Regions from separate parts of the Homo sapiens genome. Here regions 1 and 3 are each linked to region 2. Evidence: chromatin loops called from intact Hi-C (ENCODE). Cell type or tissue: heart right ventricle. All regions are shown on one strand.

Region 1 (2,500 bases), 340 kb after region 2:
CTTCAAGCTCCAATGCACCCTGCTGCAAGGAATGTGCTGCCTGTCCTCCACATCTTTATTTTTCTCCTTTTCTTTCTGCCTTCCCTAGGTTTGGTCTCCTTCCCCTCCAAGTGCTTCATAGCTCCTCTTTTGGGACCCTGTCCTGATCCTCTAGTATTCTAATAGAATTCCTTGTAATGTGCTGAGTTGGGGGGCCTGAAACCATCAAAGAAATATACACTTCGGAAGAACTCTCCAGGAATTGTTTGCAGCTGTTGGTTTGTCTGGGGGTGTTTACTTGGTTAGCGGCAGGCTTGCTAGAAGTATTGGCTGGAAGTGTTGGCTTCGGGGAGAAAATAGGAATTACAAAGTATCTTGTCTCCTCCTTCCTATCTTTTGGCTAGACTGAGGTTCTCTTGGAGACAGGGGCTAAAGGAACAAAATGATAGAACCAGTCAGCAAAGATTTCTAAATAAGAGATGCACTGTGCTGTGGTCTATTTACAAAAAGGGACAGAATTGCAGATACTTTTTCTCTTCTGCATGAATCTCAGCTGGACTCTGACCTCCCCAACACCAGCAGCTTGGAAGGACCCATAGTCTGAACTGTCACTATGACAGAGCAGGGACAGTTGCAAATGGGTTTGTGGGGAGGGGAAGCCAGCTCAGGTAAGAAAGATTAGTCAGGGATAATGGTGGCTGCAGCTGAAAGACTGATTTGTGGGCACATGGGAGAGACCCTGTAATGGATAAAAAATAATGAATGGGTATCTTGGAGAATGGCTAACTTACAGTTATTAAAGCAGGGATAGTTTGTGCCAACATACTGTTGGTATAAAAGGGTAGAAGGGGACTTATTGAATAGTCAGAGGCTGGTGGAGCCTGGCATATTTTGCAGGTTAATGGTGCAGAAGAATAATGGCTAATAGCTATTATTTACTTAATGCTTATTATATGCCAGTCACTACATTAAAATCTTTCTCTACATGCATTAGCTCATTTAGTCTTTACAACAACCCTATGGAATTAGCATCATTATTATTGCCATTCTGTAGTCTGAAGACCAAGGCTTATAGCAGTTTATTTAATTTCCAAGGTCCAAGAACTAGGAAGTGCTGAACCACTGAGATCCAATGCACGTATATCAAGTTAATCCCATCCTAATATCATGGCAAAATAGGCCAAACTAACTCTGGCACTCACTGGGCATCCATCCTTCCTTATATCCTGGGTTATGTGGTTCTTTTTCTACCTGTTTCCCCAATTATCCTTTTAAGAATTCCAAATTAGAGCAGGCACATCTCTAGATTGGTTTCTGCTTCAATGGGGACCAAAATTAAATCTGTTTTCCTTTCAAACCCAGCTGGCTGCCTCTTTCTGTGACCAGCTGGAGCATCTCCAATCTCACTAAAGAGAGCTGTCGGCAAGCTTGGAGTGGCCCATGTTCAGGGCTCCCTGCCCTGCTGCTGGCAGATGCTTTGTCAAAGAAATGAGACAAGCTGCTATAGAAGCGCTAAGGAGTCAGTACAAGCTACCTACAGGAAAGGAGCGTCAGCAGCCAGGCCTCAGGTCCCAGGCCAGGAAGGGTACGCATAAGTGCATAGCACAGCCTAGAGTGCCTGGGTGAGATCCTGACACACGGTGCTTGCACAAGGCTGAATCACTCTGAGGAGTATCTGGGTTCATTAAATTCCAAAAAGACTATCCTACAGTTTTTCCATCTTTCACTATTGATATTTTGGGCTTGATAGTTCTTTTTCATGGGGACTGTCCTGTGGGTGTTTAGCAGCATCTCTGGCCTCTACCCAAAAATGCCAGCCATGCCAACCCCTACCCATGTTGGGATAAACAAAAACATCTATAGACAGGCCAAGTGTCTTGTGGGAGACAAAGTGCTCTCCCTCCCCCACTGGAGAAAATGAAGGGGCTGGGGAAAATTATCTTTTAATTTAGGATCCTTTCCTGAAATGCTATCTAACAGTGTCCAGAAAAAAAAAAAAACCCACACACAAAAAAACAGCTACAGTTGAAAACTGGTATCAAAGGTATTAAAATTCATCTAATTTATTTATCGGATAGGTTACTTCTTGACACATACAGCACTCAAGCCTTGTGGATATGATTCAAATACAATATAGATCATTTTTTCTCAAAAGGTGGTCAGTGGATTATCACTTCGATTGCTCCTTAAAACAGATTCCGTGGATCAATGCCAAATCGAATGAATCACCATATCCCCAGGGTGAAGCCTGAAATTCTGCATTTTAATAAAGTCCTTGGGTAATTCTTTTGTATATTAAAGTTTGAGAGCCACTGATACAGATGACACTCCCAAGGAGTTTACAATCTCTTTCAAAGAAAACAATTTATAAAAAACACACAGTAGTCCCCTCGTCTATGGTTCTTCTTTCTGTGGTTTCAGTTACCCACAGTCAATTGCAGTCCAAAAAGATTACATAGAAAATAACAGAAGTAAACAATTCATATGTTGTAAATTGTGTGCCATTCTGAGAAGCATGATG
Region 2 (2,500 bases):
CACACACACACACTACATACACACATATATATGTGAATATCTGTAAGCCTATCTATATAAATATCCATAGAATATGTGTATATCATATATATACATGCACGTATGTATATTTGTACATGTATGCATGTATTAAATCAAGTTTAGCCTAAAGCTGCCTCCTTACATATTTAAGTTCAGCCTAAAGATTTTTCTGTACGTCATGAACTATAACAAGTGGAGGTATAAACCAACCATAACACACAACTGTACCAATCGCTGAGTTTCAGCCAATCAAATGTAGCCAACGTTATTTGAACCATGTTCAAACAAGGCAAACACGGAGCTGTAACCAAACCAGTTGTTTCTGTATCTCACTTCCATTTTCTGTATATCACTTTCCTTTTGCTGTCCATAAATCTTCCACCATGTGGCTGCACTGGAGTCTCTCTGAATCTTCGGTGATTCTGGGGGCTGCCCGATTTGCAAATCATTCATTGCTCAATTAAACTCCTTTAAATTTAACTCGGCTGAAGTTTTTCTTTTGACACGTGTGTGTGTATATATACACACACACATAAATATACGTATATGTATATATACATCTATATACATGTATATATATACATGTATATATACACATATATGTGTATATATATTTTAAATTTAAGATTATTTAGGAAGCTCTCATGTTATGAGGAGTCTGTTGGTTGCTGGATTCTTTCCACTGTAGGTAACACTTCCACAAATCAAATAAGGCTTTAGTAGGTTGCCTGTCTATTTCAATTTTAGGAACACCATGATCAGTTAGGCAATATCAGAGATATCTGCAGGGCAAAAACATTCTGAAAAATGCTTTAGCTTTTCTTCCCATTATGGTAGCTATGTCCATCTTGTGATTAAAGGCATAGACTGAAAAATCTAGAAGCAAATCCTAGTTGGATATCTATACTAATTTCCCATTACTGCTATAATGAATTATCATAAACTTAGTGGTTTGAAAATACAGTTTTATTACCTTACAGTTCTTTGTGTCAAAAGTCTGAAATGGTTTTTAATGGGCTGAGGTCAAGGTATCAGCAGGGCTGTGCTACCTCATGAGGCTCTAGGGAAAAATCCATTTCCTTACCTTTTCCAGCTTCTAGACGGTGCCTCCATCCCTTGGCTTAAGGTGCCTTCCTCCATCTTCAAAGCTGGAAATGTAGCATTTTCATTCATTCTCAGTCTGTCTACCTATCCCCCTTCCTTCTGTCACCTCTTCTTTCATCATAATGTGTCTTCTCTGACTCTGACCCAACCGCCTTCCTCTTATAAAAGCTCTTGTGATTACATTTGACGCACTAGGATAATCCAGAATAATCTTCCCATCTCGAGATCCTTAACACATCTGCAAACCGTTTACCCATGTGATGTAACATATTCACAGATTCTGGGGATTAGAACGGGGACATCTTTGGGGAGCCACTATTCACCTTATCAAAGGTAGTGTTAGAGAAACTTACTTAACTTCTAGGAGTCTGTTTCCTCATCTACAAAATTTTCATAAAAACAAAGCCTCTTCCCAGCAGATGGCAGTAGCAACTGTCCTCCCACTCCAGTTGTGACAGGGTTCCTTGGCTGGGGCCTGGGTAGGGGAATTACCAAAGGTTGAAAACAACTGCTGTAGTGATTACTGTATGCATCCTCAACTTAACACCCCAATTTATCACAAGAATCAATTAGTATTTCGCTTCTTTGCAAACAATGTAAAAACTTTGCACAAAAAATTCCACTAATCTCTCTCTAGTTCGTTGTGCTATTGATGTCACATATTTTATTTCTGTCTATATTATAAACCACTAAACTTTATTGTGTTTTGCTTTGGCTTTTTTGTTTGTTTTTGTTTTTGTTTTTTTGTTTTGAGACAGGTTCTTGCTCTGTTGCCCAAGCTGGAGTGCACTGGCACAATCTCAGCTCACTGCAACCTCCATCTCCCAGGCTCAAGCCATCCTCTCACCTCAGCATCCTGAGTAGCTCGGACTACAGGTGTGCACCACCACACCCAGTTAATTTTTGTATTTTTCATACAGATGGGGTTTCACCATGTTTCTCAGGCTGATCTTGAACTACTGAGCTCAAGCAATCCACCTGCGTCGACCTCCTAAAATGATAAGATTACAGGTGTGAGCCACTGTGCCTGGCCTGTGGTTTCTAATAGTCAATAATTTTGAAAATTTAAAGTATTCTTTTATGTTTATGCACATATTTGACCTTTTTTGACATTGTTCATTCCTTCCTGCAGATCTTTGCTTTCATCTTGAGTTATTTTCTTTTAGCTTCAAAAGCTGGTGACATATTTTCTCACCTTTTGTTTTTTTAAACATCTCTATATGCACTTCATTTATAGAATTCTGTTTTTCTTTCTTTCAGCACTTTGAAGATGTCAATTCCATTGTCTTTTGTCTTCTATTGTTTCTCTCTTTTTTTTTTTTTTTTTTGAGACAGGATCTTGCTATGTTGCTCAGACTGGACGTGAATTCTTCAG
Region 3 (2,500 bases), 230 kb after region 2:
ATTATTGGTTCATTAATTGTGACAAAATTTACCTACTAATATTAGATGTTAATAGGAAAGCCTGAGTTTGGGATGTATAGAAATACCCTTGTACTTGCTTCACAGTTTTATGGTACATATAAAACTATGATAAAATACAAAGTTTTTTTATTATATAATTGAAAGCTGTATTAGGCTGCAAAATTCTAAGATCTTGAGTTTCAGAAAGAGACCTTGGAAAGGCCCCCATCTTTGAGTTGGCAGGGAGTCTGATACACTGTGAACACATGATTTCACTTTTGATCACATTAGAAAATTCTCCCTTATACTGAGACAAAATATATTTCCATGAGATTTTGCCTTTGGAAATACTAAAGGAATAGTCCATGGGTCCTCTCACAGCAAATTCTTCACCCAGGGCTCTCTCTGCACAAGCACTCTTCTGGAAGGCTCTCAACACTGGGTAGTCAGAACATAGTGACTTCTCCACAGTCATCACAATGCATTGGTCGCAGTGCTCTATGTTTACTAAAATAACACTAACTTTGAATATCACCTGGAAAAAACTGGCTTCTACAAAGTGAGATTTGTCATTAAAATCATTTTCAAAGGATAGTTTGTAAGTTTTTCTTCAGCAGGCATCAAATATCTCTATTATTAACATTATTATTTTCAATAGGATGCTTTAAGTTGTCTCTGAATTGATCCTTTTAAAAGCATAGCAAGTTACTGAAAAACAATACTATAGTACAGTTATTTCTATTTTCTTGGAGTCTCTTTTTATAAATATGCTTGGGTAGATTTCTATTGTTTTGAAATTTTTTTCCAGTCATGAATAATGAAGCTACACTGTGAAGCTCTTTCTCAAAATAAGCTGGGAAACAGTCCATTTTTCCCATTGTAGCATTCCTATTCAGCTACTCTCTGCACTGTGCCCAAATTTGGGAGCATTTTGGTCTCTCTCAATACTTCACTAAGTTTAGCTGTTTTCTCTCAATGATTTCTTTGAGAGGTCATGTTCATCTGTCACCACTGCAAGGGGACTGCCAGCTTTTCTAGTGCCCCACATATTCCTGGCACCCATTAGGCTTTCAATAAATATTTGCTGAATAACTGAATGCTCAGATCAAATTAAGAGTCAACAGAGAGTGAGAGTTGTCAACAAAAGAAATAATTACATAAAAGTTGACAGTAACTGTCAGTTTTCAAAAGGCAAGCCATTAAGCATGAGTGATGTTATAATCTAAACATATAAAAAGCAGTGTGGTGGGAGGAGGCCATATAGATATATAGCCAGCAAATATTTGTTCACTTCCTAATGCAGTGCAAGGAATGGTAGAAGATACAAATTAGACTTGAGATGTTGAGTCTCTAGGTGACAGAAAGAAGCATAGGTGACAGAAAGAAGCAGGAGCACACATTATTACTCAAATTCTTGTGGACATAAAGGTCAAAACATGCCTGGAATCTGTGCTGGGCATGTAGCACTCATCTGGCATGTGGTAGTGAATGTGCCCTCTTTCAACTGCCCCTTATTAATCCACTGTATTAACATTTTCATCTGTCTTCTAAGCATAAAGCACTGTTCTAAAGGCTGAGCAGGTAGCCCCTGGTCTGCCGGAGTCTACAAACTACCAGGGGGCATAGACACTTAACTGAGTTCTGTAAGCGATCATATAATTGCAGTCTCAACGTTTGCAGTGAACACAAAGTAGAAGGTGAAATGAGATCACATGCAGTGAGACCTCCTCTAACTCGGGTGGTCAGGAAAGACCTTGTTAGGGGAGAGACATTTTAGCAAAAACATAGACAAGTGTATTTGGCCCTCTGCAAAAAAGAGCTTGGTATATACTTAAGGGACAGAGAGAAAGACTATGTGCTTGGAGTTTGATGCTTAAGGGAGATAGAAAAATTTAATATTGCCCATGCTGTTCTTTGATGAACAGAAATGTTTAATTTTGATGTAAGAAAACGTTTGTTTCTACTAATGGATTGCGTCTTGGGATTTCACAAAGAAATCCTTTCCTTTCCTAGTTCATTCTATATATTTTCTTCTATCAACATTTGAGTTTTACTTTTCATATTAAGTCTTTATTCTCTCTGGAGTCTACTTCAGTATGTAGTTATGTAGGAATTCAAATGGAAGGCAGTTTCCTCAACACTATCTACCAAACAATCATTATTTTTTCCCACTATTATGTGGTATCACTTTGGTACATATTAATTCCCAAATATATTTGAGTCTGACTCAGACTTGTAGGCTGTCTTATTGTCTATTTATCTATTCTTGTACCAATGTCATATTATCTTTGTTTCTGTGGCTTTGTGGTATGTCCAGATATCTGGTAAGTCTATCTACCCATTTTGCCTTCATACTCCATTTTAACGGTTTTGAATTTTCTTCAGAAATGAGAAGTCACTGAAGAGTTTTAAGCAGGAGAAGGTGTGAACTAAACATGATCACTCTGGTTACCTTGTGGCATCTGCTAGAAAGAGGAGTACATGATATGAGTGGCCAGGT

The links. Peaks named below come from ENCODE experiments on the same cell type or tissue, not always from the same donor. Only the 100,000 strongest peaks of a DNase experiment are listed, where the experiment ranks them.
Region 1: it touches region 2 in a loop (4-fold over the local background); 5 of 110 quality-filtered maps call a loop at or near these places.
Region 3: a loop joins it to region 2, with 3 times the contacts of the local background. A loop is called at or near these places in 2 of 110 quality-filtered maps.

Annotation. Positions count from the first base shown.
Region 1 is chr5:156,473,448-156,475,947 of GRCh38, reverse strand. The region is part of intron 3 of SGCD (sarcoglycan delta); the gene reads right to left. Among named protein-coding and RNA genes, the nearest start is that of SGCD, 150 kb to the right of the region's middle. In heart right ventricle, no CTCF peak of the experiment used is centred here; a DNase peak (open chromatin) is centred at 1,457; H3K27ac peaks cover 2,346 bases.
Region 2 is chr5:156,815,253-156,817,752 of GRCh38, reverse strand. No RefSeq gene overlaps it. Among named protein-coding and RNA genes, the nearest start is that of PPP1R2B, 34 kb to the left of the region's middle. In heart right ventricle, a CTCF peak has its summit at 1,551 (motif pointing right); no DNase peak of the experiment used is centred here.
Region 3 is chr5:156,583,514-156,586,013 of GRCh38, reverse strand. All of the region lies in intron 4 of SGCD (sarcoglycan delta), which reads right to left. Among named protein-coding and RNA genes, the nearest start is that of SGCD, 260 kb to the right of the region's middle. In heart right ventricle, no CTCF peak of the experiment used is centred here; no DNase peak of the experiment used is centred here; H3K27ac peaks cover 2,500 bases.